2 separate regions of the Homo sapiens genome follow, and region 2 is linked to region 1. A link is an interaction called in ENCODE POLR2A ChIA-PET data of the cell type or tissue named here. Cell type or tissue: Panc1. All regions are shown on one strand. Each heading gives the region's core, and the rest is flanking DNA. Links, peaks and the distances in the headings are about the cores only. Region 1 has its middle 89 kb from the start of LINC01800. Region 2 overlaps SERTAD2 (SERTA domain containing 2).

Evidence for each region. ChIA-PET counts read pairs that join two places held together with the same protein. Peaks named below come from ENCODE experiments on the same cell type or tissue, not always from the same donor. Only the 100,000 strongest peaks of a DNase experiment are listed, where the experiment ranks them.
Region 2: POLR2A ChIA-PET joins it to region 1 with 5 read pairs; 27 of 35 experiments call an interaction of 5 or more read pairs at or near these places.

What each region holds. Positions count from the first base shown.
Region 1 is chr2:64,773,418-64,776,338 of GRCh38, forward strand. No RefSeq gene overlaps it. Among named protein-coding and RNA genes, the nearest start is that of LINC01800, 89 kb to the right of the region's middle. In Panc1, for the core only: no CTCF peak of the experiment used is centred there; no DNase peak of the experiment used is centred there; H3K4me3 peaks cover 585 bases; H3K27ac peaks cover 655 bases.
Region 2 is chr2:64,647,727-64,650,647 of GRCh38, forward strand. The region is part of intron 1 of SERTAD2 (SERTA domain containing 2); the gene reads right to left. It overlaps SERTAD2-AS1 (SERTAD2 antisense RNA 1), which reads left to right. Exons shown (of 2, transcript XR_940172.3): 2 at 1-840. Among named protein-coding and RNA genes, the nearest start is that of SERTAD2, 4.7 kb to the right of the region's middle. In Panc1, for the core only: no CTCF peak of the experiment used is centred there; no DNase peak of the experiment used is centred there; H3K4me3 peaks cover 638 bases; H3K27ac peaks cover 2,448 bases.

The DNA of each region.
Region 1 (2,921 bases), core at 182-2,681:
AGGCAGAGGAGGCTGGAGATTGTATATACCATTACTGAAATGTTAATACATTTGAATAACAAAATATTGGTGATGTGGGCTAAACCCAGGATATAGTGGCACCTGTTTACTAGCCTCAGACTCCCAAGATTCTCATCTGGAGCAGCGCAAAAACCCAGCTCTCCACATCATCCTTACTTACAAGTCGGAGCCCATGTAGCTGTAACTACTTTCGCTTTCTTTCCGCTTAATAAGTCTTGTATAATCCTTCCAGTCTGGGAATTCCTAATCAGCAGTCAGCTGTTCTCAGTAGCCTAAACTATATATAATACAACAACCCTTTCCACCTCTACTTTGCCCCTCGCCCTTCTCCACCTTGAACTGCTCAGGGACCTTCTCACTCTGTTCTGATGTCCATCATGTCTTGGCCGCAGAGCATCTTGCTCAGTTGACTATTTCTTGCTTTATGTTTTGGTACCACTTCATTACAGAGGATCACTGGAGGACAGGTTTTCTAGGAGACAGCCCGTGGGCGGGGCCTGAGCAGGGAGCTCTTCCGGATTCGTGGCTGATCTTGGCTTTTAATCTTCTTTTGCTCTGATTACTGTGTATGGCCACGGGTGTCAACCATTTGTGCCTGTCCTTGGTACAGTTCCTGTTTTTGCCCAGGACACTTTGGATCATTCTCAGTACCCTTTTTCCACCCTTTTCTACGCACACAGCTAGAAATACCCAGCTCTACCTTGCAGATAGAAATACAGGCATACCTCAGAGATATAGCAGGTCTAATTCCAGACCACTGCAATAAAGCGAGTCATCCTAATTTATTTTGGTTTCCCAGTGCATATAAAAGTTATATTTACACTATGCTTGGTCTATTAAGAGTGCAATAGCATACGTCTAAAAAACAATGTGCATACCGTAATTTAAAAATACTTTATTGCTTAAAAAAATGCTATGATCACCTGCACCTTCATTGAATCACAAACTTTTTTGCTGGTGGAGGATCCTGACTTGATATTGATGGCTGCTGACTGATCAGGGTGGTGACTGCTGAAGGTTGGGATGATTGTGGCAATTTCTTAAAATAAGACAACAATGAGTTTGCTACATTGATTGACTCTCCCTTTCAGGGAAGATTTCTCGATAGCAAGCAATGCTGTTTGAGAGCATTTGCCCACAGTAGAACTTCTTTCAAAATTGCAGCCAATTGTCTCAAACCCTGCCACTGCTTTATCAACTAAGTTGATGTAATATTCTAAATCCTTTGTTATCATTTCAACAATGTTCACAGAATCTTCACCAGGAGTAGATTCTATCTCAAGAAACCACTTTCTTTGCTTATCTGTAAGAAGCATTCATTCAAGTTTTATCATGAGATTTTGGCAATTCAGTCACACCTTCAGGCTCCACTTCTAATTCCAGTTCTCTTGCTATTTACATCACCTCTGCAGTTACTTCCTCCACTGAAGTCTTGAACTTCTCGAAGTCAGCCATGAAGATTGAAATCATCTTCTTTGAAACTCCTGTTAATGTTGATATTTTGGGCTCCTCCCATGTATCATGAATGTTCTTAATATCATCTTGAATGGCTAATCCTTTCCAGAAGGTTTTCAATTTTCATTGCTCAGATCCATCAGAGGAATCACTATCTATGACAGCTATAACCTTATGAAGTGTATTTTTTTTAATATTAAGACTTGAAAGTCAGGCCAGGCGTGGTGGCTCATGACTATAATCCCAGCCTTTAGGAGGCTGAAGCAGGAGGATTACTTGAGCCTAGGAATTTGAGACCATCCTGGGCAACACAGGGAGACCCTGTCTCTACAAAAAAAATTAAAACTTAGAGCAACATAGTGACGCATGCCTGTGGTCCCAGCTACTCAGGAAGCTGAGGTGGGAGGATGGCTTAGGCCTAGGAGGTTGATGCTGCAGTGAGCCATGATTGCACCACTGCACTCCAGCCTGGGTAACAGGGTGAGACTTCGTCTGGAAAAAAAAAAAAAAAAGAAAGACTTGAAAGTCAAAATTACTCCTTGCTCCATGGGCTGAAGATGGATGTTGTTTTAGTGAGCATGAAAACAACATTAATCTTCTTGTACATCTCCATTGGAGCTCTTGAGTGACCAGGTACATCATAAATGAGCAGAAATCTTTTTTTTTTTTCTCTCTGAACAGTAGGTCTCAACAGTGGGCTTAAAATATTCAGTCAACCATGCTGTAAACAGATGTGCTGTCCTTCAGGCTTTGTTTTTCCATTTATAGAGCATAGGCAGAGTAGATTTAGCATCATTCTTAAGGGCCCTAGGATTTTCAGAATGATAAATGAGCATTTGCTCTGACTTAAAGTCATCAGCTGCATTAGCCCCTAGCAAGAGTCAGCTTGTCCTTTGAAGCTTTGAAGACAGGCATTGGCTTTTCTCTAGACATGAAAGCCCCAGATGGCATCTTCTTCCAATAGAAGGCTGTTTTGTCTACATGGAAAATCTATTGATTAATGTAGACATTTTTATCAAGGCCTGAGCTGGATCTGGATAACTCACTGCAGCTTCTCCATCAGCACTTGCTGCTTCACCTTGCACTTTTATATTATGCAGATGACTTCTTTCCTTAAATTTCACGAAACAATCTCTGCTAGCTTCAAACTTTTCTTTAGCAGCTTTCTCACCTCTGTTAGCCTTCATAGAATTGAAAAGAGTTAGGGCTTTGCTCTGGATTAGGCTTTGGCTTAAGGGAATGTTGTGGCTGGTTTGATCTTCTATCCAGACCACTCAAACGTTCTCCATGTCAGTAATAAGTCTGTTCCACTTTCTTATCATTTGTGTTTTCAGTTGAGTAGCACTTCTAATTTCTTCAAGAACTTTTCTTTTGAATTCACAGCTTGGCAAAAGAAGCCTTGCTTTCAGTGTATTTTGGCTTTTGATGTGCCTTCCTCACTAAGT
Region 2 (2,921 bases), core at 270-2,769, 130 kb before region 1:
AATATAAGGTTTTAGAACAATTCTGTGAAAGATAAAATTACATCTTAGTTAAAACCAAAGGTGGCCTTCTAGGTTTTATTAGACAACTATTTGCCACTGAATAAAACTAAGGAATAAAAGTAAAGTATGCTACTTCAAGAAATGCTTCAATGGAAGCTTTTCTTAAAAGTTAAAAATTAAAAACTAGTCATGCCTTCAAATCTGGATGCTTCATTACTATCAAAGAATCACTTAAAATATTCCTTACAAATACAGAACATATTTCATCTTATAACTTATCCGTGCAGTCCAAAGAGGAAAACCTGAGAAATGTTGTTTCTTTTACTTACTGTGTAAAACTGAACATTGTATTGTACGGCCTAAACTTGGATTCCCTAGAGAACAATATCACATTTCTACAACATGACATGAGTACAAAAATTTGAGGTGCAGGATAATAGAAATATACTTGAGACATGCAAATGGAAGGAAATAACTATTTTATGTAATACCTGTCCCATGTAAGTAACCTACATGTTCCGAATGTTTAATTTGGTTGCCTCTAAGAATTAGGTAGGCTAATAAGGTTTTACAAAGACAATTTAAACTTTGTATCATATACCTGAATAATTCACACACAGACAATAATTGTAGAAAGAAAAAGGCAATGAGGATACAACTAAACTTGAGGGGAGTAAATGATACTTTGTAAATATGGCAGCCATTAAAGAATAACTACTTTGGGACTATTTTGAGATAAAATGTTTGTCTTCCCAAGGACTTCTGTGCATTGATAATGAATGGCTCATTGAACTTTAAGCTATGTCACTTAAATACAATAAAAATAATCAGAGTACCACACTAAATGTAATAACTATTTATTTTCTAAGGAAAATACTTCATAATTCTTCAATTACCTTCAATGGTCTTCATGGAAAGCCTTCCTCAACCTCCCCAGCCTGCCACCCCCAGCCTGCCACTCTATTCATTCTACCTGTCTTCTGGAGCTTTAGAAGGAGGCAGGAACCACCTGAAGAATTGAATTTTTAATGTGTAAACCAACTACTTGTCAGAGAGCTAAGAATCACTGCCAGTGAAACGTATTTTATTTTATATTTCTGGACATGGTAAAACTATTTAAAAAAATTAGTTTGCCTTAAAAAGTTCAGAAAAGACCACCAAGTTCCTGACAAGCAGAGAGGCAGAGCAAAAATTCTTCCACTCTGGATCATAGCACCCAAATTCCTCAGGCAGATTGGTTTTCTCTGATAGCACGGAAGACACAGGAGAGGTACAGATGGGCAGGGAGATGTCCCCTCAAAGAAGGAAAGAAATCTGAAAAGCAAATCTGTATCACCTATTATAAAATGGGATAACCACACAGGGAAGATCAGTTTAAAGCAGCTGCCAGCTCGATATCTCATTAGCGTGACTAGGATTTTATGCAAACCTGTTCTGGTGTAGAGATGACCTTGGGACTTTCAGATTCTCTGAGTTTAACTTGGGCAATACTTCTAAACACAAGGGTGGGGTACACCAGCAGGCCTGCTCCAAACCCCAGGAGCTGCAGTGCATGGCGTGGAATGATAAGCAGCCGGCCGGAGCAGAGGCAAGCAAAGCGCTAAAGGCTGATCTGGAGCAAGAGACTTTTGATCATTTAGTGTTTTTGACCATGGTCTATTCAAGTGTACATTTTACTTTTCTTCAACAGGTTCACTCAGCCCACTGTTAAACATCAGTGAGTGTGCATATGGATATACAGAATATATAGACATAGATCATGTCTGTAAGAACCAGAATCCCTTCCCCTTTACTATTCTATGGGAAAGTCCTTAGAGAATGCTTAGCTTCTTTTCAGTTAACTGCCTAGGAAGGTTTTTAAAGGAAAAAAGCTTAGAATTAATTAGTAACTCTGCAAAGCTACAGGTTTTTGTAAAGTGACAAAAAAGATAGTAAGGCAGACATGAATGAGTTTTAAGAACTGAAGTTTGCTGCTACCTGGAGTTACTAGAGAAACAAAGCTGCCTTTGGGCACCTCAAACTAGTCAGACCTGCTATAGCAGTTGCACAGTCAGCTCCAGATCTGTCCTCTGCTCTTCTCCCTCCAGCCCCCACCCCACGCCTCCGCATAGCTCAGTCCACTCTCTACTCAGGGTGGAGGTGGGCCGGGCACACTCACCCCTTGATCTGCTGTCCCTGTGGGGAGGCAGGGCCAGCTCTGGCCAGACAGTGTGCAAGTGTAAGAATAGGCCGGCCAGGAGCACAGATGCCAACTCCATTCTGAGCTGAAAACTGCAATGGGTGCGGAATACAGCTTAGGTGATCTTGGGTTTCCAAAATAGATCAATCAAATTGTGGGGTTTACTTCAGAGAATCCTAGCATTAAGTTCAGATGAGGGACAGAGGATTCTGAGAAAAGACAAATGGGTCTTTCCAGCTTTGGGATCCCTCAGACCACAAAGAGGGCAGAATTTTCAAAAGAGAGTTTGCGCTGTCTATATGTGGTGCTTGTTCAAACTGGCAGTATCTGTTCTGTCCTATTAGAAATCATATATTATAAAATATATTGTGATATTTTACTTTAAAATTTTCATTTGTATTTCAAAGAAAATTTTTAGACAGCCAATCATGTTTTGTTTGTCTCGTGATCTCCGAGAAAAAAAAAACAAAACAAGGAGTCTATTTATTACTCAGAATAGGAATGTCGTCTTATTGGGCTGACATATGCCATTCACAGATTCATACAAAGAATGAACTGCCACACAGTGCTAATGGAGAAAGACACTGCTCCACACAATGAGTGACGGACGCTCCAGGGGACAGTTCTGTTCATAAGGGTTTCCCAGCATCTGCACACAGGGCATAAGTTTGCCTTTAATATCAACTGCACTGGCCATTTGAGACAATCATTTTTTCTAGATTAGTAGCCATTTCCTTCAAAC